Regions from separate parts of the Mus musculus genome. Here all the other regions are linked to region 1. A link is a loop called in an ENCODE intact Hi-C map of the cell type or tissue named here. Cell type or tissue: left cerebral cortex. All regions are shown on one strand. Each heading gives the region's core, and the rest is flanking DNA. Links, peaks and the distances in the headings are about the cores only.

Region 1 (6,021 bases), core at 414-5,413:
GGAAAGACTGAAGGAGCAAAGAGGAGAGCAGATGAGGTGAAGAACTCTTGGAGGGAAGACTGGGAAGGGGAGCAACATCTGGAATGTGAATGAATAAAGCAGTTTTTAAAAGTAAAATAAAGTATAACCTTTAACTGAGCATGCTTAGTTGCATCCATCTAACTGAGTATGCTCAGATGTGCATGTCCCTGAAGTGCTTTCTCATATGCATATCTGTAGGCTTTCCGAATAAAACCCCTGCTGTTCCCAGTTCCAATGAAAGCATGGCCTGGTACCATTTCTCAAGCTCACTCACCTGCTGCAGGTAATCTTTCTCCACTCTTTTCTCTTGGCATTGCTTGTTTTAGCTTTCTATTCATGTGATACATACCCATTGTATGGCATAAGAGTCCTTTTTTGTTTGTTCATTTGGTTGATTGTTTAGTTGTTTTGGTTTTCGGAGGTAAGTGGCTGTTGTTGCAGTTGTTTATATTTTATTTTTGGTAGGCTTTTTTTTTGAAACACAATATACACTTGTCACACAGAATGTTTCACCTTTTATTTTAGACTTGGATCTTCTGCAATCAATTAGCAAATTGCTGCATTTCTTGAGAAAGCATTAAACCCACTTTATACAATTATACTAAAATAAGTAAAACCAAATTCACACTTTTAGATATTAGAAGCGTTAAAACAACATAGTTTACACCAAGGCTGTAAGAACTATGGAATTACAAATTTTCCTACTATGTGACTTGTTTATTTATTCTATGTTTTACTTAAGAGATAAAAGGTTAAATATAGATGCCTTATATTTATATATTTATTTATATATAACTGCCCAAATGCTCACAGAAAGGTGAAGTGATCACGAGGGGCTTTAGAAAGCCAGTGTGACACTGATATTGAATCCTCTTGATGCAAACTAGACTTCCAGTCTGTACTGAGCTGTGATGGGTACAGTTATATCTCTCTTGTGTTTTTCCGGCAGCATCCAGAGACTGCAAGACAGACATAAACCTATCTCTAGCAGCAATGGCATGACAGACAGAAAACTACCAGGACCTCCTTCTTATCTATGTTGCTGCTGCATGTATGGAGACTGGGTTTCCAATTAATGTGACAGTACTTGGCTGTATCTGTGTCCAAAGCTCCACTGCATCCTTTATTATCACCCTGGATGAGCTACAGGTTGCTCAATTTTAAAATCCTAATTTGGAAAAATTACAGAAAATCATACAAAATTTAAGTTTTAAAAGAAATATCTGTGGAGTGCTTCCCAGAAGTCTGAAGCTTATGAACACATTCCAGACACTTCTGAAGGCCACAGCAGAGGCCCGTTCTGAGGCCATGATGACCATGGTTCAAGTGCATGACTGATGGACAACTTTTAGACAATTTACTGTTATTTGCACCCAAGACACACAGCCTCTAAATTAGTTTTCTCAGTTTGTACTTGAAAATTACCCCAATCTTCCCACAACTCTGACACCGTAGGAACCAATCAATTCTCATACACCAAAATCAGAGGGAAATTTAGCCTTCCTCTTGCAAGAGAGAGTATTTCCCTTCTGCATATTTTTGAAGGGAACATTGAATACAAATAACTGAGAAATAATTGACTTTCATGCCAAACTTTGTAAACAAAGTCTGCTGGCAAGAGTCTTGGTTCCACATATAACCAAACTTTCCCATAGGAAAAATGATACTTGAAAATCATATCATTTCTTCCTGGGGATCATCCTAAACATATCGTTTAAAAGACGCTATCACTGATGAGTCTGGTTACTCCAGGCCTCGAGGAGGAGGCCTGGAGCTTGTCTTCCATAAGTAGAGACTAAAGAGAGGAAAGTAGGTGTTGACTGTTCCCTGTGGGTAATCAGAAGCAGATGTTCCCCGGGACTTTAGAATTGGACAAAATTTAGATGTTCCTTGTGGTTAGGTAAGTGTCCAGACAAGAAAAAGCTAGGGATGCAAGGCGGTTCCCGTACCTGGATCTCACTGAAGGGAGGTCCTGGAAGAATACTCAGGGAAGGGGAACCATAGTTGGAACAGGTCTCATCTTTTATTTCTCATATTCCTCTAAGTTAAGAAGACTGTGAGAGTAAGATATATGTATTATTTACAAAGTTCTTGGTCCAGAAAAACTGTACATAGTTACAAGGAAATGGTCTAAGTTGTATGGGAAGCCTGTGAAGGCTATGAGGCAGGAAGGAAATTTTGGACTACTTTACAGAAGCTACAAAGGACCAAAGATTTAAAGAGCTGTTGGCTGGTGCACCACCCTGTGCAAAAGCAGCTCAGAAACGTTCTGTACACCTGACTCCTCTAGAGGGAGCTGGAACCTCACTCTCCGGTGATTTCTCTGTACTCTTGGCTTTTGCAGCCTCGGTTAAAGTCTTTTTAGGGCCATATAGATCGGCTTCGGTAAAACGAAGAAAGGTGGGGCATACTGAGCAGGTGATTATCTCTATTCTTGTCAGTCACAGCTAGGTTCTAGCCCCCTTCACCACCACCACCACACCACCACACCACCATACCACCACACCACCACACCACCACACCACCACACCTCCACACCACCACACCTCCACTCTAACACACACACACACACACACACACACACACACACATCTCCAGTGAGGCGTGGCCAGGCAGTTAGAGTGTTCCTAAGAAGCATCAGGCCAGGCTGTTTACCAGGGAGGTCATCCGTGGTGGAAAGCAAAGAAACAAAATACACAGACTTAACGCTGAGGAAGAGATGCCTGGGACATCCTAGGAGCCTACTCACAGTGAAATAGAGAGAGAATTAAAATCACGTTCCAACAACACTGCCCCACCATTTACCCTACGTTCAGGTGTCAAGCCCTGCCCTCAGCTGTGGGGACAAAATAGTAAGGTGCCCTGGCCCAAGCTGTCCTCAGGCATGCTACACACCAGCCTCACCTCAAGGCCGGGCAAATCCCGGATCAGTCCTGGTTAGGGCCTGTGGTATCAGTCCTGGGTAGGGCCTGTGGTACTGAATGCCTGGAATGGGCCTCAGGATTTCGGGCTGCACTTGGGAACCACAGTCCCGGAATTCTCCTGAACCCAGCTGGCAGTGCTGCCTGCGGTGGAAAGAGGTGGAAAGGGCATCAGGCTGAACGGCATGACACCAATTGCCGGAGGCTTCTGCGGAAGCTGTCGTCCAGGAAGGCATAGAGGAAAGGGTTGAGGCAGCTGTTAGCATAGCTCAGGCTGGTGATGAAGTAAGAGATGCCGATGACCAGCGGCGTTTGCGGGAGGTCGGTGGTGAGGGCCACTATGGTACTCAGGTGATAAGGCGTCCAGCAGAGGAGGCACACAGCCAGAATCGCCGCCACCAACAAGGTCACGCGCTTCTTGGCACGATCCAGGGCCTTGGCGTGGCTATCTAGCTGGATAGCACGCAGTCGGCAGAGCAGAGTGGTATAGAGAGCACAGATGGTGGTCACCGGGATGGCAAAGCCCAATACTAGTGTGTAGAGACGGCTGGCACGCCACCAGAAGGCCTCGGGCTGCGGGAAGACCAGCACGCACTGGCGCCGACCCTGCTCCTCGTCCAGCCGAGCGAATACCGCAAAGGGCAGCACGACCAGCGTCACCAGCGCCCACACCGCCAGACTGACAGCACGCGCTGCACCGTAAGTGCGCCCGGACACCCGGCGCGACTCTGCTGTGGCCAGAACCACCAGGTATCGGTCGGCGCTCATGACGGCGAGGAAGTAGAGGCTAGAGAAAGTGTTGTACTGGTCGACGGCTACAATGAGCTTGCACATGACCTCCCCGAAGGGCCAGCGCCTCAGCAGGAAGTCCGCGATGTTGATGGGCAGCACGAGGGTGAAGAGCTCATCGGCGATAGCCAGGTTGAGGATGAACACGTTGGTGACAGTCTTCATGCGCGGCGTGCGCAGCAGTACGTACAGCACCGCAGAGTTGCCAGCCAGTCCCACGGCGCAAATTACCCCGTAGACGACAGGCACTGCTACCGCCAGTGGCTGCGGCAGCGGCAGAGGAGCCAGGCTGGACCCGTTGGGACAGCCCAAAGATGAGCCGCCGCAAGACACGTTGTCCCCTCCAGACTCGAAAAGCGTTAAGTTATGCATCTTGGAGAGGGCTGGAGAGCAGGCGACCACCAGGATTCCACTCAGCAGCCCCGCGAAACTCGAGGTTTATGCGCCCACGTTTACAGGGATCTGCACCCAGGCACTGCCTGAGTGTCACAGCTTTTCTCTGGATGCGCACCGGAGGGGGCGTTCCCCGCTGCTACTAAGCTCGCTGACGCCGGGACTCCAAGGCTGGAGACAGAATTGAAAACACAGCTTACATTTCTGGAGGTATAGCTTTAAGGAGAAATGAGGTCCATAGAAAGTAGCTACAGTGTCCCAAGCTCTTCTCTCCACCTGTGGAAATCAGATTCCAGTCCACTGAATACATCAAAGTGCTATGCAGAAGCCACTTGACTCCTAGGAAACCGTAAATGCACCCAATCCCCTGTTTTAGAGCTTAAGGAATTCACACTGAGGTCACACCGGCGAATTCAGCAGAGGTGTGTTTCCGAGCACGCTAGATAATAGGACTTGCAACAGCAATCTTTATCTTACCTGGCGAGTCCCAGCAAAGATCTGAGTTTCCTGGGGAGGTCAGGGAGGAACCCACTGTCTGCTGGAGGACGCTGCAGCAGCAATGAGATGCCTGCCAGCCTAGTCTGTCTCCTGTTGTCTGCCCAGAGACTACTGCTGGACTCTCCAGGAGTTCTCCCAAGAACCTGAAGTACAGGAAGCGCGGCTCAGTCAACCTGTCACCCTTTCCCACTCCACTCCTAGAAAAATCCTCTGATCTAACAGAAAACAGCGCCCCCTTCCTCAAAAGACTTCTTTGCTGCCTTCCTGCTGTTTTAATTCAGTTCATCTGGAATTATAAAAAGCTCACCTGTCAGAAACTAAAACTAAGAATGACAAAGTTAAAAAAAATAATATCCTGTTTTTGAAGAACAGTTGGAGATGAGGTTCCCATAACATGTTTTATTTCTTTATTATATGTATCATTATTTAAATCAATGTTAAAATTAAATTTATTTTGATCGTAGTCTTCCCCTACCCCAAGTCGTCTAGATCCTCTCTCTACCCACCCAACTTTAAGCTCTTTCTCAAAACAAACAAGAACAAAACCAAACACAACAAAAACTCCCAAATCCAAGAAAATAAAATAAAGAAACACCTAAACAGAGAGAGAAAAAAACCCACTAAACTGTAATCAAATAAAACCATAAACATACAAAAGCAAAACTGTGGAGATCATTAAATGTTGATCAACTATTCTTGAACATGAGTCCTGCCCTGGAAGAGTTGATAAATCCAATATCACTGTATTGGAGAAAACTAATTCCCCCTTTTACAGCAGGTATAATTGACAATTTAGTTGTTAACCCTTCCTCTAGTGACTGGGTTTTCATTAGTGCATTCATATTCATTTTAGAAAATATAACAAAACAAAATATAAAGCAAAAACTGTCACATTAAAGTTGGACAGGATGAATCAATAGAAGGAAACAAATCCAAGAGAAGGATTTAGAGACTCTCTCATTTGCACACCCAGAAATCGCACAAAAACACTAATCTAGAAGCTAGAATATATTTGATGAGGACATGGTACAAACCTGCACAGTCTGTGTGCATATAACTAAGGTATATAAAGACTCCTTCTGCCTGTTTTCCTGAGTTCTGAATGGAGGAGGCATCCCACTTAGACCTAAGTGCTCCCTCACCCTCTCTCTTTCTCTCTTTCTCTCCCTCTCCCTCATTCCCCCTCCCTCCCTGTAGCAGGAGCAAAATTCTATATAGCAGATTATCATTGAGTCATTTTTATTGCTACATATTTCAGACAAGTATTATTTGGTTTTACCTCACGCCCCTGAACTATCTAGTGTCTGATTCTTGGTCAACCAAGCAGGGTTAGGTATGGGTTGCATCTCTTAGAATGGGCCTTAAGTAAATCAGTTATTAGTTTATTACCACCACAACC
Region 2 (6,021 bases), core at 512-5,511, 410 kb after region 1:
ACTCTACACATCCAAGTGGCATCAAAACTCTGTGTGACCTTATGAGGGACAATTATCAGGCACCATGCCACAGATCTTACAGGCACATTCTTTTATATTTGTAAACATAGTTCATTTCTATAGTTACTTAGGCTGACATGCCCCTCTCATCTTTTTAACTAAATGTACTGGGTTTACATCTTGGCATAGCCAATACTAAAAGAGCTAAGACTTATCACATGGAACAGGTAAGTACAGCACAGGAGATTATTTTCAAAATAATCCCTTCATCAAAGAAAGGAAAATGGGGAATTTACATACTCATGTATGAAGCATTTGGGGCATGGGTACATATCTAAGCATGCTCAGTAAAGGTATATGTTCTTGAGCATGCCCAGATTAAGGTCATAATTTAAGAAGAAAAGATGGTAGGTACATTTGTAGTCATACAAGGGTTAAAATGGTGAGTGGGAATGCATACAGGTTAGCAGAAAACAAAAGAAAAGATAACCTGAAAGAAGCTTAATATAGGAGCTTGCCCTGAGCAGTGTCAATCTCACTCAGTTGGCCACACCTTCAGTAAGCCTATGCCATATATGTTTCATGTCACGTAACTTTGCTACATGCCGTAGTCTATTATAGGGTCACAATCTTCTAGGATTGTCCCTCTCCCTTTCCCTCTCCCTCTCCCTCTCCCTCTCCCTCTCCCTCTCCCTCTCCCTCTCCCTCTCCCTCTCCCTCTCCCTCTCCCTCTCCCTCTCCCCCTTCTCCCCCCTCTCTCTGTGTTTCTGGGGGTCTAACTCACCAGATCCTTCATGCAAGACAAGCACTCTATCACTTAGCCATATTGCCATATTCCCTCTTTATTGTTAATCTGTAAGTGTTCTGTTTGGATCTTTATGTTGTTCTTTTCTTGTTAAGTGAAGTTATTGCTTCATACTCCAGACTGGCCTTTTGCTTTTGCCTTAGCTTCTCTAGTGCTGGGATCATAGGTGTATGACACTGGACCTACCTTGGATATGTTCTCTTAATGCACAATACTTTATTCTTCTTTTATAACTATATTATAATTCTTACAAGAGTATCTTTCACAAAGCTGAAAATTTACATTTTAATTAGGTCTAAGTGTATAATTTTCCATTGATTGTACTTTTAGTGTTGAATCTAAAAATATCACCATTAAGCACAAGCTACTTCTAAGAGTTATATTTTATGCTAACTATTTGTGAAAAGTATACAGTTTGTGGTTTGTATTTATCTTTTTTTTTTTTTTTGTACATGAGAGTCCAATTTCTTTTGCAGCCAATTTTAAACAGACTACTCTTTGCTTCTTTCAATGCAGGATTGGTTATAAACATTTAATTATATTCTCCCTCTTCCTTTCCCATGAATTCATATATGTCCTCTCTGTTTGGAAGTTCATATTTTGAAAATAAACACATGTTCCTCATGTAATCTTAAAAATAATTCTAATGAAGTAAATAGAGTTAAAGAACAAAAGACTTTGGGGATGAAGAATGGAGATAACAATCCCCACTAAGCAGGCTGTAGAGAGTAGACAGAAATAAGAAGAAAACAAAGAATATATGTGGTATGTTTTATATACCTTATGTGTATTTATATGTATATATAATATAGCTATATGCAAATGTAGTTATCCTTTGTTATCTTGGAAAATTGGTTCCAGGATCACATTCTATACCAAAATTCAATGATTTTCAAGCCTCTCATAAAATAGTACAGAATTTTCACAGTACATAAATATCCTCCTGTCTGTTTTAATCATCTGTAGATTTCTTAGAGTGCCTTCTGTTGGCCTGGAAATTACCTTACTCTTGTCTTAGCTTACCACTTGTATATGTTCCACTAGGCCAGTCTTAGATATTTTTTCCTAGTTTTTTTTTTTTTTTTTTTTTTTTTTTTGCTTAAAGTGAAGTTTGCATTTTGGTATGCAAATAGTCAATATGGTGAATTGTTTATGGAATAACAAATGATAATGTATTCACTTGTGATACAATATTTAAAGTACATTCTTTTATAATTTTACACATGTATATGAAATACACCGATTCACCCATTATTCCTTTATTCCACTCCTTCTCTTACTAAGGCCCTACTACTTCCCAGAAGGGCCCCCTATTTTCATGTTGCTTTGTGTGTGTGTGTGTGTGTGTGTCTCACTGCATTTAATAGGGTTTACCTGCATAAGCATGGATGGGAGCTTATTTACTTGAACCACATCAGTCTAGTAGAGGTTATACTACCGAGGAATCTAACTGTCTCTGCCCTAGAGATTAACTTGCCTACCATTTTCTGAGGTGGGTGAGACCTAATGAACCCCTCTCTCATGTGAAAGGATGCTGCTGAGCACTGTTTGCGTAGGTATTGCTGCTGTCAATCCATCACTGCATGTTATTGTGTCATACTCAGAAGACTGTGTTTCACCACACTCCTTCAGTTCTTTCTACCAACTCTTCTGCAATGTTTCCTAAGCCTTGGAAATGGTGATATAGATGTCCCATTTAGTGCTGAGCCTTCAACAGTCACCTATTCCCTGAACTTTAATGACTTATGAGTCTCAGTATTAACCATTCCCCACTGCAAATAGAAGCTTCTCCAACAAAGGCTGAGAGCAGCATTTGTCTATGGACATCAGCATAAATATTTAAAAAGCAGTTTGGTATCATGTTTATTTGGCAGAACATCAATAGTAGGTTCCCCTATAGGACCTATGACCTCCCCATGCATATTTTTTTTAAAACCAGGTTTATAGTACTAGTATTAATTTTCTTCTGAAGAGTAGTCCCTCAGTCTAATTAAAAGAAATGTGGTTGTTGCCCTTTAACATTCATGCCACTGTTGCATCTGTGTATACATATTTCAGACCCAGTTTAAAAATTAGTTACTATCTAAATTGACTGAATTCACAGATGTGGAACAGTCAGATATAGAAAGTCACCTGTATGTGTGTGTGTGTGTGTGTGTGTGTATTGTACTTTCCTAAGATATATCAGACTCAGAATGGTGAGGATCATTGCTTGAAGGAAATGTTTAGAGTAACATGTATAGATAGTGCATTTAATAGTAATAATTGAATAGGTTCAAAATAATGTCGTCCCTAAAAAGTACTTTGGATGATTGTGATTAATATTGAAAGCCATGAGGTGATCTTCCATATTTGAGTACAGGACTCACAATCTTACCACTTATATGAATGTGGTTTGGAAGAGATCAGAGACTAGCATTAGTTAAGCTTTAGTTAACTTTGCTTCAACTTTGCTCATGCAGTGTTTGTTGCATAGGACAGTAGCAAGCCATACCTCAGAGAGATAACAAGGACAGTGGCGTCTGGGAAAAGATGCATTGTAGGAAGCCAAAGTGAAATAGCCATTTTTTTTTTAGCAGTTTACTGCTTTTCTACTCTAATAATCTATCCAGAAATTAAATCAGCACTGCCATCTATTGGTAGATATGTTTCCCAAGCTAGTTCTTCCATACACTAACATTTTATAGGACAGTAACTGTACCTAATCCATGGGGAATGTAATCCAAGATGACCAAGAGAGCTGAAACCACAAAGTGTGCAGAACTTTATACATACACACACATGCACATACATATGGTGTGATATATATCATATAATATATAAATATAGAATATCATATTTTATATATACATGGCTCTAATAAAGTTTAGTCTACATATTAGGCACAGTAAGAAGAGAATAACAAATAGTGCAGTAGAACTATCATAAGAACACACTATAGTACAAATGTGTCAATGTGTTTCCTTTTTTTATTATTTAAATGCATTTTACACATCAAATATAGTAATAGTATGGAGTATCTTGAGAATCAAATAATACATAAAAATTTGTTCAACTTTTTTATTCATATCCTTTCATACACTAAAATATCATTAATGAATATTTAATGCTATCCATAGCTGAGGATCCTATATCTAATGTTAAATACTAAATTGTTTCAAAACATAAAAAATATTCTTTGGGAGTTAAGCATAGTAAAAGAACATAAAACGTTAAAAATGAATCATTAAGAAATGTATTCAAAAGCCCTTAAATGATACCACCTGACACAGTGAGACAACATTTAAAACATATTATATATCTGTGTACATTGTCTAACAATCCATTTACTTAAAAAATTAGCAGTGTTTCTAGGAGAGAAATTATTTCATCAGTAAGCACATTTTAAAAATTTCAAAATAGCAAGAACTTTTGAAGTTAAACATTAAGAAAATGCTAATTTCAAGCACTCCGAGAAAATTATCAATAATATTTCCATGAAATTTGTATAACATGATTTTAATATTTTAAACTGTTAACATCCAACAAACAGAATAATTATTTTAAGATGTATTTTGTTGCTATGTATCCCTGTACATTTCTGATTTTATTAATTTGGATACAGTCTCTGTGCCCTTTGTGTTTAGTCTGGCTAAGGGTTTATATATCTTGTTGATTTTCTCAAAGAACCAGCTCCCGGTTTTGTTGATTCTTTGTATAGTTCTTTTTGTTTCTATTTGGTTGAGATTTCAGCCCTGAGTTTGTTACCTGTGGTGTACTCTTCTTGGGTGTATTTGCTTCCTTTTGTTCTAGAGCTATCAGGTGTGCTGCCAAGCTGCTACTGTAAGCTCTCTCCAGTTTCTTTTGGAGGCACTTAGAGCTTTCATTGTGTCCCATAAGTTTTGGTATGATATGTCTTTATTTTCATTAAATTCTAAAAAGCCTTTAATTTCTTTCTTTATTTCTTCCTTTACCAGGTTATCATATTGAGTAGAGCACTATTCAGCTTCCATGTGTGTGTGGGCTTTCTATTGTTTTTGTTGCAATTGAAGACAAGCCTTAGTCCATGGTGATCTGATAGGATGCATGGGATTATTTCACTCTTCTTATATCTGTTGAGGCCTGTTTTGTGACAGATTATATGGTCAATTTTGGAGAAGGTACCATAAAGTTCTGAGAAGAAGGTATATTCTTTTGTTTTAGGATGGAATATTCTATAGATATCTGTTAAATCCAATTTGGTCCATACCTTCTGATAGTTTCACTGTGTCTCTTTTTAGTTTCTCTTTCCATGGTTTGTCCATTGATGAGAGTGGGGTGTTGCAATGTGTGTGAGTTGTAATGTGTGCTTTGATACTTTAATAAAGTTTTATGATGAATATGGGTGCCCTTGCATTTGGAGCATAGATGTTTTGAATTGAGAGATCATTTTAGTAGGATTTTGTTTTGTTTTGTTTTGTTTTGTTTTGTTTTGTTTTGTGAGTATGAAGAGTCTTTCCTTATCTTGTTTGATAACTTTTGCTTGAATATTGATTTTATTTAACATTAGAATGGCTAGATTTTTTTTTCCTTGGGATCATCTGATTGAAATTTTTTTCCAGCCTTTTACTCTGTAGTGTCTGTCTTTGACATTGAGGTGTGTTTCGAGTATGCCACAAAACGCTAGGTCCTGTTTATGTATACAGTCTGCTAGTCTCTATTCTTTTTATTAGGGAAGTGATTCCATTGATGATAAGAGATGTTAAGGAATAGCGATTGTTACTTCCTGTTTTGTTTTGTTTTGTTTCTGTTAGAAGTGGAATTATGTTTGTGTGGCCATCTTCTCTTGGGTTCTTTTAAAGTAGATTACTTTCTTGCTTTTTCTATGATATAGTTTCCCTCCTTGTGTTGGGATTTTCCATCTATTATCCTTTGTAGGGCTGTATTTATGGAAAGATATTGTGTAAATTTGGTTTTGTTATGGAATATCTTGGATTCTCCATCTACAGTAACTGAGAGTTTTGCTGGGTACAATAGCCTGGGCTGGCATTTTTGTTCTCTTCGGAACTGTATGACATCTGCCCAGGATCTTCTAATTTTCATAGTCTTTGGTGAGAAATCTGGTGTAATTCTAATAGGTCTGCATTTATATGTTACATGACCTTTTTCCCCTACTGCTTTTAAAATTCTTTCTCTGATTAGCCTATTTGGTGTTTGATTATTACTGATGGGAAGCATTTCTTTTCAGGTCCAATCTA
Region 3 (6,021 bases), core at 313-5,312, 220 kb after region 1:
CTCCCTGTTCCCTTTCTGGCACCTGAGGCTATAAAAGCTGAATTATAGTCCCCTCTTTCTTATCTCTTCCTGACCCCCATGACTTCCAAGGATGTGAGTTATGTGCTGAGTCCTGCCTGATACCCAAGGCTGTTAAGGAGGATCTATGTTTCGGAGATAAGACACAGAGTGCTTGCTGCCTGGAGCCTGACTTTGGCCCTCATGTCAGCAGATGCCCACTTCTTTGTTCTTTGTTAATTCCCCCTCAATCCCTCCCTATTCCCCTCGAAGTATGCTTTAAAACCAGGCGTTTCAGCCTAATAAATGGAGACCTTGATAGGAAAGATCTACTTTGTCTTCAGCTCTTCCTATTTTCTTCCAGGTGTGCGGTCCCCCTCGCACCCACGAAGAACTGAGTCCCGCGGAACGGGATAGTTTTGGTTTTGGTTTTTGATAGTGTTTTTCTGTGTAGCCCTGGCTGTGCTAGAAATCACTCTGTAGACCAGACTGGTCTCCAACTCAAAAATCTGCCTGCCTTTGCCTCCTAAGTGCTTGGATTAAAAGTGTGTGCCACCACTATCTGGAAATAAATAAATCGAAAAGGAAAGAAAAGAAAAGAAAAGAAAAGAAAAGAAAAAAAAAGAAAAGAAAAGAAAAGAAAAGAAAAGAAAAGAAAAGAAAAGAAAAGAAAAGAAAAGAAAAGAAAGAAATATCAGAAGAAATTTGACTCCTTCAGTGCTTTGGGTTTTCAAAGTAAATGTAGAATTTCGTGAATTAGGAAGGAGTCAAAGGTCAGTGTGGTGGGTGGTACAATAGTGTATCCTAGTGGGAGAAAAGGGTTATTGTTTATTGTTGTTTTGTTGTCGTGGTTGTTTATATCAAAGGTAGTCAGCCTGACAAGGATTCATATCTCCTGAACCTCCTCTTATCCTTTGTGTTGAGGAGCCAATTGTACAATTGTAGCAGATTGTGAAGCAGAGCTCCCATCAATGGAATGGCACATGGTCATCAGCCACATCAAGGATAAAAGATGGGTCCTGGCACATCCTTACTACAAAAAAGAGGGGGGAGGTTGCCTTGCCAAGCTGTTTGCTTTGTTCCCATGTCCCTTTGTGCACAACTGAGATCACTCTTTGTTTTTAACATTTTGGGGTTCATTTCAAATACATCTATCTCAGAGAGTGCTCAAATCAGATACCCTCCCATGGGGGAAACACAGCTCCTGTCATGGCGCTGTGTCTCCTATGAGTCTCATGTGAACTACTCTCTTCTGAATGCTTAATATCCCAGGATAGAAAATTTCTTGGAAATCTGGGGAAAGAGCGCGGAAAAGTACCACAGCAACCAGGAAAACTTCAGAGACTGAGGTAAAAGTTGCTTGCTTGGTGGTCAGGTTTTCTGAAGGTTGTTTGAGAGTGCCTGAGTGAAGGGTTGTACCTCTAAGGGACTCTCAACTTAGATGCCAGAAATTCTTAGAGGTAGGTGATTGAGCAATAAGCACCAAAATAGGAAACAATCGGGTCAAAAATGCTCCACAAGAAATAAAATAAAATAGATTTCCCTAGATAGGAAATTTGTCTTTGGTTGCCCCAGAGGCTGTTACACTCCATTCAATATACTGTGCCTGCCTGGGCTACAGAGACATGAACAATGTGTAAGAAGAGACCTTCCAAATCCAGTTTAACTCCTGTTCTCTCTCTCTCTCTCTCTCTCTCTCTCTCTCTCTCTCTCTCTCTCTCTCTCCTTGTTCCCTCTCTCTTTCCCTTCATCATGCCTCCACTCAACTGATTCACTGATTCTCTTTTCTTCCCTTTCAACCATGTTTCCTTAGAGAACCTAGAAGTGCTTGGATCAGCTTTTGGAGAAGGGAGAAAAATAGTTACTTGGTATACTTAGGTCAGATATTACCTTATACCATGTGACCCCAAGCAGATGCCTTTCTGAATAAAATTGCCATGCCAATATATATATTGGCTTTTCGAGACAGGGTTTCTCTGTATAGCCCTGGCTGTCCTGGAACTCACTTTGTAGACCAGGCTGGCCTCAAACTCAGCAAAACTATATTTTAAGGAGGGTTTTTTGTTTTTTTGTTTTTTGTTTTCAGAAACTTAAATTTCAGCCTACATAGACGAGCACAAATCCATCTGATCACAGTCTATGCCATTCTTGAATGAGGCAAAACAATGCTAAGGGAATGTTCCCAGTTTCTCTGTGTAACAAATCAATAGCTCCATCTACTGGCAGTGGGCACACCTCATTCCGACCTCCTTCATGGGTAACTTTCCCAGTGACACCTTGTTTCTGTGAGCTGAGGGGATCTCAAAGAGAGTTCTACACAATATCACTTGCTGTCCATTGTTACAGTTTGTATGGTAAGATATATGGATTCATCTTTCTTGCATTGACACTGGAATTTCTTCGTTCTTTGTTTTTCTACTTTCTGCCCGCATGCCTAGTTCATAGGTATCTCTCCTTTATCTATGCTAACTTCAAATGTTTTTTCTAGTATTTTTATGTGTATATCTGTCTGTATGCTTGAGTTTATGTGTGTGTATCACATGCATATGGAGTCCATAAAAGTCAGAAGATCCCCAGAACTGTAATTATAGACAGTTGTGCTTTGTCATGTGAAATTTGGAAACCACACCTGAGTCCTCTTCAAGAGCAGTAAGTTCTCATCTCAGGTGTCTTTTTAAGGAAAGAAGGTGTCATCACATTTAATCTGTGAGGTGCATGAATCACAAAGGGAGTTGTGTCCTGGTGAAGGATGGACTCCTTTTATCCTGGTACTAAACTCACCACAAGCAAAAGGTAACCACGTTAGTTTTGCCTTCATCTTCCTGGAAGCAAAAATAATTTCAGCTGTGTAGGAAGGATGCTGGAGAAACAGTCTGCTGGGAATTAATGCCTGCTTTTTTGCCCAGTTTCTCCAAGCCTGTTTCCTTTAAAATATTCTCTCCCTTCCCAAGACTCCTTTGTTCCATGCTGGTTGTCTGCTTTCATTCCTGTACTACTAAGCCCTGGACATTCTTCCTTTTTTGTTTCTGCTTTCCAGTTACAATAATATAAACAGGCTAACGAGAACAAGCTGATGGCACCTCTTACAGATTTCTGTGTTCTGAACCTCTAAATTGCAGTTTCTCAAACAAAATAACAGTAAAGTAAAAGACTGCTGACAGTTTGTGGTGGTTTGAATAAAAATGGCCTTAATAGGCTTATAAATTTGAATGCTTGGTCATTAGGAAGTGGCACTATTAGGAGGCATAGCCTTGTTACAGTAGGTATGTCCTTGTTGGAGAAAGTGTGCCACTGGGCAGGTAGGTTTTGGGGTTTCAAATGCTCAAGCCAAGTCAGTGTTTTTCTTCCTCATACTGCCTGGTGAACTCTTGGCTCCTTCTCTAGCACCTGTGTGCCACCGTGCTTTCCACTATGCTGATAATGGACTAACCTCTGAACCTGTAAATAAGCCCCAGTTAAATAAATGTTTCCTTTTATATGTGTTGCTGTGATCATTGTGTCACTTCACAACAATAGGACATTGACTAAGATACACAGTCCATGGAGAGAATAGAGTACTCTGCCACCCAACCAAGAGAGAGAGAGAGAGAGAGAGAGAGAGAGAAACCTTGTAATATAATTTCAGCATCATAGATTTCCAGGCCTCCTTAGTTGCGCTCTGCTGGACATTGTAAACTGCAGCTTGAGAATTCTCTGTGTACTACTGTTTCTATCTGCTGATACATTCATGTAAAACAAAACAAGGCTCTGTAAGATCAATCTCTGGAGTGTAGAAAGCATTTTAAAAATGTTTTTTGACTGTGTTAGTACTAGGGCATTCCAAACCCAGGCACTAACGATGGGTTGCCAAGCCAATGACCCTCCTATCCCAGAACCCACTTGGCTCACCTCCCACCCTTACTTGTGTTACATCACTTTCCTTATAAATTAGGAGATCACCCCCTCCTCACTCTCTTTTTCTTCTTTCCCCTTCCACTTGCCCTGCCGCTCCTTTTCTTCTTTCCCTAACAGTAAACCATTCTCATGAGCAACTGCCTTGGCCTGGTGTGCTGTTCAGGTATATCCACAAAATATTATTATTATTAATACATCAGACTGTCTTGTCTTTTATGTACGATTTATCTGGGTTTTGAAAAGCCACATCATTTGCTTATTTATATATCATCCATGTATGTAGTTTGGATCCAGCTTTCTTTTTCTTTTCTTTCCTTTTTTTTTTTTTTTTTTAAGATGGTGTTACATAGCACTGTCCTCTAAGTCAAATAATTTCCATCTTCATAAGACCAGCTGTTTCTGCTCACGAAGGTTTATTGCAACTGGGCTTGTTTGTTTGTTGATGATGTTTCTTTTATAAAGGGGGGAATGAACAGATCAGGATCCTCATCTAGGGAGCCAGCGACCCCTCCCAGACAATGGTAAGCAATTCTGCCCTAATTTCATGTAGCCTTTGGGGATTAGGGAGGAGCTAGAGTACAAAGACTGTGAAAGAAAAGGGAGAGGAGGCTGTCAGTAACCCCTTACCAATACTAAACAAATAAACCCAATAAAGTATCGTCCTCCCCACTCCCAGAATGATCTCTGATGAAACTGAACTTTAGTTATTGGGACCTTATGAGAAGGGATAAAAATTGTTTAATCCTCCCTACACAACAGGGAGAAAATTCTCAAAACTGATTTGTTAATATTACTATATCCAAGTAAGAAAGAAAAAGGCCTGTTGTGATAGTGTATGCCTTTAACTCCAGCACTCAAGAAGCAGAGGCAAGTATATTCAAGGCCAGTCTGGTCTACATAGCTGGTTCCAAGATAATCAAAACTACCTAACATAACTCTGTCTCAAAAAAAAAAAAAAAAAAAAAGTTCCACATGGAAATATCAGTATGTTCTTTTAGATTCATTTATTTACTATATGTGTATGAATATTTTCCTGCATGCATGCACTTCTTACACTTCCATATTGCTGTTCATCATCAAAAGCAGTGAGAGCAGGAACCTGGAGGCAGGAGATGATGCAGAGTCCATGGAGGGTGCTTCTTACTGGCTTGTCCCTCACGGTTTTCTCAGCCTGCATTTTATACAACCTAGAACTGTAGAACACCAGCCTAGAGGTGCCAACACCCACAATGGGCTGTGTCCTCCCTCACCAATCACTAATTAAGAAAATGTCCTACAGGCTTTCTTATGGCCCAACATTATGGAGACTTTTTCTCAATAGAGGTTCCCTCCTCTCAAATGACTGCATCTTATGTCAAACTGTCATAAACATAGCCAGCACAGGCCCTGATTTCTGGTTTCAAAATGATTCTTGGTGGGATTGCAAGCTTGTACAACCACTCTGGAAATCAGTCTGGCGGTTCCTCAGAAAATTGGACATAGTACTACCGGAGGATCCCGCAATACCTCTCTTGGGCATATATCCAGAAGATGCCCCAACTGGTAAGAAGGACACATGCTCCACTATGTTCATAGCAGCCTTATTTATAATAGCCAAAAGCTGGAAAGAACCCAGATGCCCCTCAACAGAGGAATGGATACAGAAAATGTGGTACATTTACACAATGGAGTACTACTCAGCTATTAAAAAGAATGAATTTATGAAATTCCTAGGCAAATGGATGGACCTGGAGGGCATCATCCTGAGTGAGGTAACCCAATCACAAAAGAACTCAAATGATATGTACTCACTGATAAGTGGATATTAGCCCAGAAACTTAGTATACCCGAGATATAAGATACAATTTGCAAAACACATGAAACTGAAGAAGAACGAAGACCAAAGTGTGGACACTTTGCCCCTTCTTAGAATTGGAAACAATCACCCATGGAAGGAGTTACAGAGACAAAGTTTGGAGCTGAGACAAAAGGATGGACCATCTAGAGACTGCCATATCCAGGGATCCATCCCATAATTAGCCTCCAAACGATGACACCATTGTATACACTAGCAAGCGTTGGCTGAAAGGACCCTGATATAGCTGTCTCTTGTGAGACTAAGCTGGGGCCTAGCAAACACAGAAGTGGATG
Region 4 (6,021 bases), core at 377-5,376, 240 kb after region 1:
GTGTTCTCTTAGTGTCTGTATAACATCTGTCCAGGCTCTTCTGGCTTCATAGTCTCTGGTGAAAAGTCTGGTGTAATTCTGATAGGCCTTCCTTTATATGTTACTTGACCTTTCTCCCTTACTGCTTTTAATATTCTATCTTTATTTAGTGCATTTGTTGTTCTGATTATTATGTGTCGGGAGGAATTTCTTTTCTGGTCCAGTCTATTTGGAGTTCTGTAGGCTTCTTGTATGATCATGGGCATCTCTTTCTTTATGTTTGGGAAGTTTTCTTCTATTATTTTGTTGAAGATATTAGCTGGCCCTTTAAGTTGAAAATCTTCATTCTCATCAATTCCTATTATCCGTAGGTTTGGTCTTCTCATTGTGTCCTGGATTTCCTGGATGTTTTGAGCTAGGATCCTTTTGCATTTTGTATTTTCTTTGACTGTTGTGTCGATGTTCTCTATGGAATCTTCTGCACCTGAGATTCTCTCTTCCATTTCTTGTATTCTGTTGCTGATGCTCGCATCTATGGTTCCAGATCTCTTTCCTAGGGTTTCTATCTCCAGCGTTGCCTCGCTTTGGGTTTTCTTTACTGTGTCTACTTCCCTTTTTAGTTCTAGTATGGTTTTGTTCATTTCCATTACCTGTTTGGATGTGTTTTCCTGTTTTTCTTTAAGGACTTCTACCTGTTTGGCTGTGTTTTCCTGCTTTTCTTTAAGGGCCTGTAACTCTTTAGCAGTGCTCTCCTGTAATTCTTTAAGTGACTTATGAAAGTCCTTCTTGATGTCCTCTATCATCATCATGAAAAATGTTTTTAAATCTGGGTCTAGATTTTTGGTTCTGTTGGGGTGCCCAGGACTAGGTGGGGTGGGAGTGCTGCGTTCTGATGATGGTGAGTGGTCTTGATTTCTGTTAGTAGGATTCTTACATTTGCCTTTCACCATCTGGTAATCTCTGAAGCTAGCTGTTATAGTTGTCTCTGTTAAGAGCTTGTACTTCAGGTGACTCTGTTAGCCTCTATAAGCAGACCTGGGAGGGTAGCACTCTCCTTGGTTTCAGTGGGTAGAGTATTCTCTGCAGGAAAGCTCTCTTCTTGTAGGGAAGGTACCCAGATATCTGGTGTTCGAACCGGACTCCTGGCAGAAGTTGTGTTCCACTCACTAGAGGTCTTAGGATCCCGTGGGGAATCCCGTGTGGGCCCTTGCGGGTGTCAGGCGACTCCGCTGGCAAGGAAGCCCGGGGCTCGAGTGGAGCGGAAGGGGCTTTTGCCCCGGGTCAGGCCCGGGCAGCCTGCTTCCCTATGTACCGCAGTCTCAGGTTCCGCGCGATTGGATTGGGGCCGGCGCTGTGTTCCACTCACCAGAGGTCTTAGAATCCCATGGGGAATCCTGTGTGGGCCCTTGCGGGTGTCAGGCAACTCCGCTGGCCAGGAAACCCGGGGCTGGAGTGGAGCGGAAGGGGCTTTTGTCCCGGGTCAGGCCCGGGCAGTCTCGGGAATTACTTTCCAGGATACATAAAGATCTAAAAAACTGAAACACCCCAACATAAGTTACTCAATTGATAAATGAGATCATGAACTGAAGAAGATATTCTCAGAAAAGAAATACAGGGCAGAGGGGGGAGCTCAGCTAGTACACACTTGCAGCCAGTCCTGGTGACCTGCATTCAATCCCTCAGATCCATGTGGTAGTAAAAAGAGCAGACCCCTACAAATGTCCTCTGGTGCCGTCCCCACCCCATACACACTCTTGTACATATGCATGCACATGAAATAAATGTAAATGTGATAATTTTTTATAAAGAAGAAATAAAGATGGTCAATAAGTACTTGGAAAGTAAATGCTATCAAGTAAATGCTAAATAAAACTGCTATGATGGGATAGGGGGAAAAGGCCCAGTGGCTAAGTGTATTTGCTGCTCTTCTAGAGGACTCTAGCTCAGTTCTCAGCATTGGGTAACTTACAACCACTTGTAAATTGGGCTTCAGAAGATCCACTGACCTCTTCATGCCTCTGTGAACACCTGCAGTTGACACCTGTACATACACACACAGGAACACGCACAGACCGTAAATAAAAATATAATATAAACCTTTAATAATGAAAATAAACTGTTTTGAGATTCCATCTCACCCCAATCAGAATAACTATCACCAATGAAAAACATAGCAACATAACCTGGTGAGAACTTTGTGAGCAAAGAAAGCTTATTCACTGCTAGTAGAAATATAAACGTGTACAGCCACTATGGAAATGGGCATGAATGTTCCTCAGAACGCTAAAGGTATACTCACTGTATGATTCAGTGATACCGCTCTTCCATATACACCTGAAGGTCTTCATGAGAATGTACCAAAGAGATAATTATCATGGGACTTCTCTCATATGTGGAATCTAGATTTAAAAACAGATATGTCATCTACAGAACATCATTTGTACGTCACAACAGTAGAAAGCAGATCATGAGAGCAGAGGGAGAGAACTTTCAAGAATTGGGAAATAGAAAGGTAATAGAGCGAGTAAGTAGAAGTAGGGGCTAAGTGAGCTCTAAGTAAGGAAATTAGCAGGAAGTGGGAGTGCTTTACTGTGAAGGGCAATAAGAAATGAGGGTGAGTGAGAACAAAACAGTATTCCTTATATGAAGGTGATGAAACTCTACTTTGATAATTACCTCGGAGAGTTGCTTTGCTAAGGGATACACAGGTACACTGAGAAGCAGCAGTGAACCTTTCTTCAAACAGGCCTGTTTCCTTTTCCGTTTTCCTTTTTATCTGTCTTTTTCTTTTGGACGCTGGCCAGGGTCTAAGTATACTTTAAAAGTCCTTAGACAAAGCTTTTGGGCTTCCTTGCTCTCTCTCTAAAGGCTCCCTCCTAAGGCACTCTCTCCCACTCTGCAGTTGCCTGCCACCTTGTGGCTGATCTCTACTCACCAAGCAGCTATAAGATTTATAACTTGCCTACCCTGGGGTTTGTCTTTTAAACTCTAATAAAATTTCCTTGCGCACCAGAAAATATGCAAAAAATAAATCAACTGAGGAGTCTGTTAAGGGAGTCCTGGGGCCTAACTTCCAGAAGGATTGGTACCTAAGAGCTTGCTTTTCAGTCAAGCTCCCAGGTAATGCTGATAGCTCTCCATCTGAGGCAGGGCAGCAATCTAGGAACAAAGGGGAACAAAAAAAAATCAAAGGACAGGGCTGGAGGGAACTCAGCATTTTCAAGCACTTCTTGCCCTTCCAGAGGATCAGATATCTTTCCCAAAACCCAAAACAAGCTTCTTAACCAAGTCTTCAGCTCCGAGGGATCTGATGTCCCCTTCTGACAAGGCATGTACACAGTTCACATACTTAATGTGGCAAAATATTCATACACATAAAAATATTTTTTAAAAGAAAAAGAAAAGAACAGAAAAAAACACCTCATCACTCTCCTGATTTGAATTTATGTCTGCTGGCTGACACTGAACAGTTTCCACAAATCTGACCAGACTTCCCTCAGGAAAGACTGTACTGCCCTTTCTGAAAACATCAGATATGAGATAGTTAAAAAACAAAACCAAAACAAACAAACAAACAAACAAACAAAAAACCAAGACCCGAACTATGCATCCACATAACCTGTGTGTAAGCAAGAATCCCTTTGACGTGTGTTCTGTCTCTACTAGCTTTTCTCTAACTGCACAAGGCACCTCAAAAGGTCTCTTCAGGGATGGAATTCTGTGGATTAGAAAAGGACATTATTAGGCATATGACAAAAAATAAGTTTGCTAATACATAATTTTCTTTATATCTAAACTCACTTGCAAATTAATAGCTTAAAAACTTCCAGATTACATGCATAGAGCTACCTCTAAGATAACTAGGTCTATTCTTCCAAAGGCCATACCTTACTGTCTCTAAATGTATCTCTCTCTGTTTGTGACTTTTTAAAAAAAAATCACTAAACTGCCACATCTTCCTATTTAATCAGTAAACTAACTAACTTTGCTTCAGTTAGAGTCATTCTGAATTCTTTTCTGTGGAAAATATGAAGGACTAAGGTGCACCTGTGGAGGCCACCCAAGGTTCTACAGGGATGTCTCAAGGTGCATGGCTGGCAGTTGAGTTGCTTTTTTCTTTTTTTCTTTTCTTTTCTTTTTTTTTTTTTTTTTTTTTTGGTTTTCCGAGACAGGGTTGCTCTGTAGCCCCGGCTGTTCTGGAACTCACTTTGTAGATCTGGCTAGCCTCGAACTCAGAAATCCTCCTGCCTCTGCTTCCCAAGAGCTGGGATTAAAGGCGTGCGCCACCACACCCAGCTACATTTTTTTTTTTTCTGACAGTGACAAGCCCCAGTGCCCACTTGGATCTGTGCTGGGCTTAGTTCATTTTTCAAAGGACAAGCTCACAACACATTCCACTTTTAGTCTCAATAGAAAATAGGATAACAAGAAGTCACTGATAGCAGAGGAAATAGGAAAGAGGTCAGTGACTTTCATGTGTAATAAAAATAAACAACAGATCTGTGGTGGTACACATCTATAAGCCCAGAATTCAGGAGGCTGAGCCAAAAGGTTAACATGAGGTCAGTTATGGCCACAAATGGATTCTAGACCAACCTCAAAATGCTTAAGTATTAAGGTTACAAGGCACATGTCACTATGTGCAACAGCTTAAACACATCTTATTATCTGTTGTTTGGGACTTTTTATCTGGGTTACCTACCCATGACTAACTACAACTGCTGTCATTATCCATAAGATGGTCCTTGGAGCCTTACAAAATCCATGTATGCTCAAGGCCCTTATATAAAATGGCATTCTACTTACAGAGTACATAACCACATTTTCCCATATACTCTGAAGCATTACTATGTCGTTCATAATACCTGACACAATGTATATTCCAAGTAAATAATTATTATACTGTATAGTTTGGGAAATAATGTAGTAAAAAGTCTGTTTACAGATGGTTTTGATCTCTGAATATTTTCTGCCTATAATTGAATCCCAAGACTCAGAACCATTTGCTACAAAGAGAACAGTTTTCTTTCCTAAGATGTATGACATGATATGAATCACTGTGTTTGATATCCTATAAACATAAACCTATAAATTTTCCTTTTTAAATTATTTATTCTATGACAGTTTCATATATTATATAATACATTCTGGTCTCACCACTCCATCCTCTCTGATACCATAGCACCACCAAAGCCCTTCTCTTCCCAAAAAGACCCCTTCCCTCCACTATCAAAATCTTGCCTTCTTGAGATTTGGGGAGGGGGGTGAGGAATGCAGTGAAATTTTATTGACGGTACTCAAGAGAGTAGGTGTAATCTCCCCTCCCCCAGCCTGAAAACTGAGATCAAGAGAGAGGCCCTCAGTTGCTGAGGAGTGCCTGTCCCAACTTGTCCTCCAACACTGAGCATCTCCCTCACAGTTTCCATCTCAGACCCCCATAATAACAGGAGGGGCCTAGGGAGCCACCATGTGGTTGCTGGGAATTGAACTTAGGACCTCTGGAAGAGCAGTCAGTATTCTTAACCTCTGAGCCGTCTCTCCAGTCTGCACTATGAAGTATGAATACTTCTGTTTTCATCTCCCTGAGCACTGCAGGAATGGGTGTCACACCCAGACCTCTAGCTTTGATAGCAGCTTTGATATGTGGATCTGACAGAGTTACCTAAATTAATTAACTGAAATTTGAAGGCCGCTTTTTCTTTACTAGGTTCTATAAATATTTTATGGATGACTAAACTAAGGAAAAGATGTAGTATCTCTAACCTCATACTATATTTATATTCATTTTATGTTAACCTTTGAGTCAGACTCTGTTCTATTCTGCATGTAGTTGCATAGAAATGCATCAAGATTTAATGCAGGAAAAATGTGGAAATTTACCACCAAAGAAGGTATATCTTTTCTATCCTACCTTCATGATTTCAGCAGTTCAACACCCATGGTCTTTCAACCTAATCATGAAGATCAGATGCAAAGTAATGGTGTCAGCAATAGGAGGGACTCTGCAATTCCTGGGTTAAAACTCAACAACCCCTCAACCAA
Region 5 (6,021 bases), core at 532-5,531, 490 kb after region 1:
TTTGGATTACATCACATTTTCTAAAGTATGAGAAGCCCTAAAAGCAACCTTTGGTAGAAATGGAGATAACTGTAGAGAAAAAAAGTGTTTCCATGGAAAACTGTAGCACACGTGAGTTTGTAGGTTCTATGTTTGTTTGTTTATTGTTGGAAGTTTTATTGTATACTGTGAATATTAGATAATATCCAGCCCTCTAAATTAATGTTTCCAAATGCTTCTGGCCTCTTGAATTAGCCAATCTTTCTCCAAAGTCCTGCCAATTTGGGGCAGACAATTCTTTTGTCTATTTGTCTCAATTTGGATTTTTTTTTTTCTAAAAAAAAATGATCTTGCTATATAACCTTGACTGGCTTTAAACACAAGGCAATCCTCCTGCTTCTTCCTCCTGAATGCCATCATGCCTAGCAAAGCAGGTAGACTGGTGTGAATTTTAGCATATATAGATGACAAAGGTGCTGTTGGTGTGTGGGCCACTGAGAAAGCCTGGACACCTTCCAGGACATGCATCAGAGCCCATTCACCCACTAGCCAGCTATGGGTGCTGCAAGCTTAAGCCCAGAAGTTTCACTGGCTGCCTGAGGTCAGACTCAAGGCTTTGGAGACCTGGCTTTGTGTTCGTTGTGTTTGTTGTTGTTTTGTTGTCACAGGACCTCATTTCATTAAGGGCCTGACTGCTGTCCTCACCCAACAGAGTTGCTTTACTGCGATATTCAACAGATGGACCTGCTGCTCCAAGTGGCCAGACAAATAAAGAGCAGATGCGCCTGCTTGCCCTCTTTTTCTCACCATCTTTTCTTCATCCCTTTTTAAATAAGAAGAAACAAAACTTAGACCTTGGGTCCATTTCTGACCCTTGTCCTAGGTGCTCCTGTGTACTTCTTTGTAAAATCCACTTCTAGAAGCAAATCCTGCTATGGAAATATATCCAGAAACCTTCCCTTTGTTACTCCATCAGATTCCATGTCTGACCTGGCCCCTCACCCTGTCAGTCACGTAGGTGATGTCTGATCACTGTCCAGTCTTCAGCAGACTCCTCTGAGGTCAGCTGACCTGTAATTCACTTCTCCTCTCTCAGTTTTCTCTTCATAAATTTGGTCCTCAGACCTAACCGCTCCAAAGCTATATGTTTGCACTTCCTGATGTATCTGTGGCGTAGAACCCACACACATACACTCTCGCTCCCTCATAGTTATGTCTGCTTAGTGAGCAGGTCCTGAATAAAGCTTTGCTATTTCCTGGAAAGAATCTGTGTCTGCAGAGGCTAATTGAGTGATTAAAACTTCAGAGATGCAAAATGTTGCAGGTCCAGAGCCTAATTACAATATATCTTGGGTGATCTTTATCCTACTAAACAGCAATTCTTTGCCCCCACTCTGTCAGATCCAACATTCTGTAGCTAACAGATAAATGGATGAAAAAATCCTCTAGGAATGTATAAAGCTAACAAACACCCTAGGTTTTGTTTTTTTTCCCAATACGAATGCTAACAGTGTTGTATCCTAACTACACTCTATCTTAACAAGGAGTTCTCTATCTTACTAAACCCACACACTTGATGTACCCATCAGTACTTGAAAGGTGTCTTGATGTATAGCTTTGTAGTCTTCTATTACAAAAAGTTTATGAAATTTCAACGTTGTAGGAACTTGGTATTTGAATAAATCTAAATCTATGTTCCTGAGGCACGGTCACTCATATTTGATTCCAGAATAAACCATTCTCTTCCTTTGAAAGGAGAGCTATGTCTCTTACCAATATTACTATACTTTAATGTGGGAAGCCGCCCTCACATTTGCCATTATAAGATGGCGCTGACAGCTGTGTTCTAAGTGGTAAACATAATCTGCACACGTGCAGGGGCAGTTTTCCCGCCATGTGTTCTGCCTTTCTCGTGATGACAACTGGGCCGATGGGCTGCAGCCAATCAGGGAGTAATACGTCCTAGGCGGAGGATAATTCTCCTTAAAAGGGACGGGGTTTCGCCATTCTCTCGCTTGCTCTCTGGCTCCTGAAGATGTAAGCAATAAAGCTTTGCCGCAGAAGATTCCGGTTTGTTGCGTTCTTCCTGGCCGGTCGCGAGAACGCGTGTAAGACTTTAACACGTACTATTGTTAACAATGGTTTACTGCAGCAAGAAATACTTTTTTTCAGAAGGTATAAAGAATATGAATTAGGTGTTCTTTCAAATTTAAAGACATTTGAGCACTAGAAGAAGTAGAAGACTAACAAAAATATGTTAAATTTACAGAAAAAACATTTCAAACAGTGGTAAAGACTAGACAAGCACTGAGAGCTTCTAGTCACCCAAAGATGTAAAGTTTAGGAGTAGTGAATGTTCATGGTTCAGAGATAATGAGGAGGAATACAACTAGAGCCCAGTAAACTCTAGATAATTATTATTGTGATCACTTGCCATTCGCTTCCGTTAGTTTCTAAAATGTATTTTTGGACAACTAGTTAATAGAAAACCCTTATTCCAAATTTCAGTTCCTCATTCTTCTGGACATGATTTTAACATTTAGCTATAACACTTATATCTATGTCTATTTCTGGAATGTTGACCAGAGAGGGTGACCAGACAGCACCTAGGTGATTTCTTCTTCTTGTTGGTTTGTCTCAATTAGATTTGAAACAAAACAAAAATAAAGTAAATAAACAAAAGACAACATCAAAGGTTTTCTGTTTTACTTATTGTTTGAGGGTTTTGGCTCTTCATCACTTAACTGTGGCTTGTGTAAGTGGCACCAAGATGTCAAACACAAGCACAAAGAACAAAGCAGACAAAAGCAAGTGTAGACAGGTCTTTAAACATCCACGTAATTCATAGCCTCAGATTGCGTTTGGAATTTGAGTTCTTTATGCACGATGGAAATGAAACAAATAGAAAATTACATGGAACAAATGATAGTTTGAATAAACACTAGATACAGCTCAGTGTGAAAGTCGATGGGTCAGAATCATTTTCTGAACCCGTGCTCCTTCCTTCTGTTGGCACATGGACCTGTTTTTCAGCAGTCCGACAAAGGAAGCCATTTGCAGAGGGAAACATTTTTGTACAGGGGATGGTCTCCAGGAAGGCAGATTTCACTTCTGTTCGGTTGTGCAGCACATTGCTGCTCCAGCTCCTGGTCCTGCTAGTCTGCATGTTGTCACTGGCCCCAGAGGGAAGGAAGACAGATGTGAGGAAACATGAAACCGCAATTACACTCTAAGAATACATTGTATGTTTTGTGTACTTTTAATGTCTTCTTTAGTTATTCATTTTTACAAAATCATTTCCCCACTGTGTATAAACTATTGCGGTAAATAAAGATCAAACAACAAACAAAACTGGGAAGTCAACTGATCACTGCGGGAATTATTTTTAATGTAGGGTCATCTTTCTTCCACACGGTGGCGCCTCGCTGTCAGACTTAAAAACACTGAAACATTGTGGCCACCAACAACTCCAGATGGGCTTCTCTGTGCTAGTAGTTTCATTTTGAAACAGAAAGTCAGTACTTAACAATCGCTATTCTGAGTACCTTTTTGCTCTCAGAAAGAAGAGCTAAGCAGATTCTGACAGGACTTAGGGAAGTCATAGCGCCATGTGCAATGGTTCAGAAACTTTAGTGTGTCAGAATCCCCTGGAAGCCCAAAGAAATAGAGACAGTAGATCACTTCCTAGTTTACAACTTGCAGCATCTGAGACCATACTCTGGGAGACTATTCTGTGACAAATTTTGAGGCCTCGGAATTATGTTCCAGTTCAAACTCAAGTTCAACTTCTGAGATGACTAAATGACCTGGAGTAGGGACATTGGTGATTAACTGAGGCTGGCACCTTCAGGTGGTTGGTATGAGGACAGCTGGAACAGACACAGGTGTCCCGGTACAATATGGGGCTTGGAAGTCTTGTTTTGTTTTATTGAAGACGTCACTTTTATTTGAAGTCAATAGCTGAATCACAAAGTACAAGAACATTCATTCAGGTAAGAAATTTCTTTTAAAACTGTAAATAAGTATTTTAAGCCAGGAGCATCACACGAAGCAGTTAGTATTCTCTGGTACTGACTCTACCCCTCCTTCTCTCTCTTTTGTTTTACCACAAAACTTTATTTTATTCCACTTTTAACATAATGAGTCTTTTTAAAGTTTCAAAACAAAAAGGCATAACTAAGTACCCTTTGTAAACATTAGAAATGAACTAAAATCTAGGTTATTCACTAAAAGTCAGGAGTCAGGCTGGGATCTTAGGTCTTAGGAGAACAAAATAAACCGAACAGCATCTAACAAACAGGGACATCTCTCTGTTTTTACAGCCCCTCTTTCCTGTGCAGCCCACCCTTATGTCTTACACCAAGCAAGGAGAGCAACTCATAAAAATCCCTAGAGCCCCCAATTAGAAGGATTCATTGTCCAACAAGGATGGTCTACATGCTATTCTTTGCCTTTTGAAGGAATTAGAAACACTCTCAGACCATTTAAAAATATTCTTATATTCTGACAAGTGGGGCTGATAGATCCATTCTAGTAGCTCCCCATCTGGCAGACCTCATACCTCAGAGGCTAAGACGGATCCTTCTCCGTAGTACTTAGTATGGTGATTTGAATGCAAACATTCCTCATAGATGCAGATGTTTGAATATTTAGTCTCCAATTGGTGAAGCTGTTTGTCATGCTTAAGAAGTGTCTTAGTCAGGGTTTCTATTCCTGTATAAACATCATGACCAAGAGGCAATTTGGGCAGCACTTGGGAGGCAGAGGCAGGCAGATTTCTGAGTTCGAGGCCAGCCTGGTCTACAGAGTGAGTTCCAGGGCAGCCAGGGCTACACAGAGAAACCCTGTCTCGAAAAACAAAAACAAAATCAGAAAAAGAAGCAAGTTGGGCAGGAAAGGGATTCAGCTTACACTTCCATACTGCTGTTCATCACCAAGGAAGTCAGGACTGGAACTCAAACAGGTCAAGAAGCAGGAGCTGATGCAGAGGCCATGGAGGGATGTTCATTACTGGCTTGCTTCCCCTGGCTTGCTCAGCCTGCTCTCTTATAGAACCAAGACTACCAGCCCTGGGATGGTCCCAGCCACAAGGGGCCTTTCCCCCTTGATCACTAATTGAGAAAATGCCTTACAGTTGGATCTCATGGCGGCATTTTCTCAACTGAAGATCCTTTCTCTGTGATGACTCCAGCTGTGTCAAGTTGACACAAAACTAGCCAGTACAAGAAGTATGGCTTTGGTGAAGGCAGTATGTCACAGAAGGTGGGCTTTGTTTAGACTCATGGCACTTCAGTTCCCTCTCTGTTTGCTGCTCTTAGTGTAAGATGTGAGCTCTCCATTTGCTGCTGCAGTCTGCATGCCTGCCTACTTCCACATTCCAATGATGTGGTGGTGAAAGGAATCATAGATGCCTTGGCACAAGTTTCCCCTAACATCTGTGCTGTGGAACTGGATTTGGGTTCCCCTGAAGCCAGCAGCAATTTGAATGGTTTGTGAGCAAAGCCCATATTGCTGGGTTTTTTTATTTTAGTTTCTTGGGTTTTTTTTTTATTATTATGGTAAAACACAATTAAAATTTACCAGTATGAAAGTTTAAAATGTGCAACCAGTTGCGTTAAGTATTTTCACAATATTTTGCAATTACCAACAAAACCTAAAATTTTTTTCATCCCAACGGAAGTCTCCCTTTGGCTGTCATTTCTATTACCCTGGCTACTTGGTTTTAAGTACTTCCTAAAAAACTTAACTTGACTAATGCTAACTTAACTTGCATGGTATATACTCAGAAAGGAAAGCTTAGAACCATGTCAGAAATTCTCTTAGCATGTGTCCTATGCCCAAGGTTTGTTTTCTGATAGCATATATCAAGTTAAAGCACATTTTCATATACATCTATTCATTCCCCTTTATATTATTGACACATTTTACAGACTTGTACACATCCGTTAACATGGATTCATAACTACTGTTTTATAGTTATCATGTGTCTTAGTTTGGGTTTTATTGATGTGAAGAGACACATGACCACAGCAACTCTTATAA

What was found. A loop is a pair of places that touch in the nucleus more often than their neighbours do. Peaks named below come from ENCODE experiments on the same cell type or tissue, not always from the same donor. Only the 100,000 strongest peaks of a DNase experiment are listed, where the experiment ranks them.
Region 2: a loop joins it to region 1, with 8 times the contacts of the local background. A loop is called at or near these places in 5 of 42 quality-filtered maps.
Region 3: it touches region 1 in a loop (6-fold over the local background); 23 of 42 quality-filtered maps call a loop at or near these places.
Region 4: it touches region 1 in a loop (8-fold over the local background); 9 of 42 quality-filtered maps call a loop at or near these places.
Region 5: it touches region 1 in a loop (4-fold over the local background); 2 of 42 quality-filtered maps call a loop at or near these places.

What each region holds. Positions count from the first base shown.
Region 1 is chr1:5,913,191-5,919,211 of GRCm38, forward strand. Npbwr1 (neuropeptides B/W receptor 1) reads right to left here and starts at 4,208. Exons shown (of 1, transcript NM_010342.1): 1 at 517-4,208. The coding sequence starts at 4,103. The coding sequence ends at 3,114. In left cerebral cortex, for the core only: CTCF peaks have their summits at 2,302 (motif pointing right) and 4,858; DNase peaks (open chromatin) are centred at 2,318, 3,337, 3,694, 3,920 and 2 more places; H3K4me3 peaks cover 1,170 bases.
Region 2 is chr1:6,327,371-6,333,391 of GRCm38, forward strand. No RefSeq gene overlaps it. Among named protein-coding and RNA genes, the nearest start is that of Alkal1, 29 kb to the right of the region's middle. In left cerebral cortex, for the core only: a CTCF peak has its summit at 3,451 (motif pointing left); a DNase peak (open chromatin) is centred at 3,414.
Region 3 is chr1:6,133,061-6,139,081 of GRCm38, forward strand. No RefSeq gene overlaps it. Among named protein-coding and RNA genes, the nearest start is that of Gm46206, 31 kb to the right of the region's middle. In left cerebral cortex, for the core only: a CTCF peak has its summit at 2,218 (motif pointing left); a DNase peak (open chromatin) is centred at 2,215.
Region 4 is chr1:6,149,744-6,155,764 of GRCm38, forward strand. No RefSeq gene overlaps it. Among named protein-coding and RNA genes, the nearest start is that of Gm46206, 15 kb to the right of the region's middle. In left cerebral cortex, for the core only: a CTCF peak has its summit at 2,900 (motif pointing left); a DNase peak (open chromatin) is centred at 2,878.
Region 5 is chr1:6,403,121-6,409,141 of GRCm38, forward strand. No RefSeq gene overlaps it. Among named protein-coding and RNA genes, the nearest start is that of Alkal1, 47 kb to the left of the region's middle. In left cerebral cortex, for the core only: a CTCF peak has its summit at 3,388; a DNase peak (open chromatin) is centred at 3,404.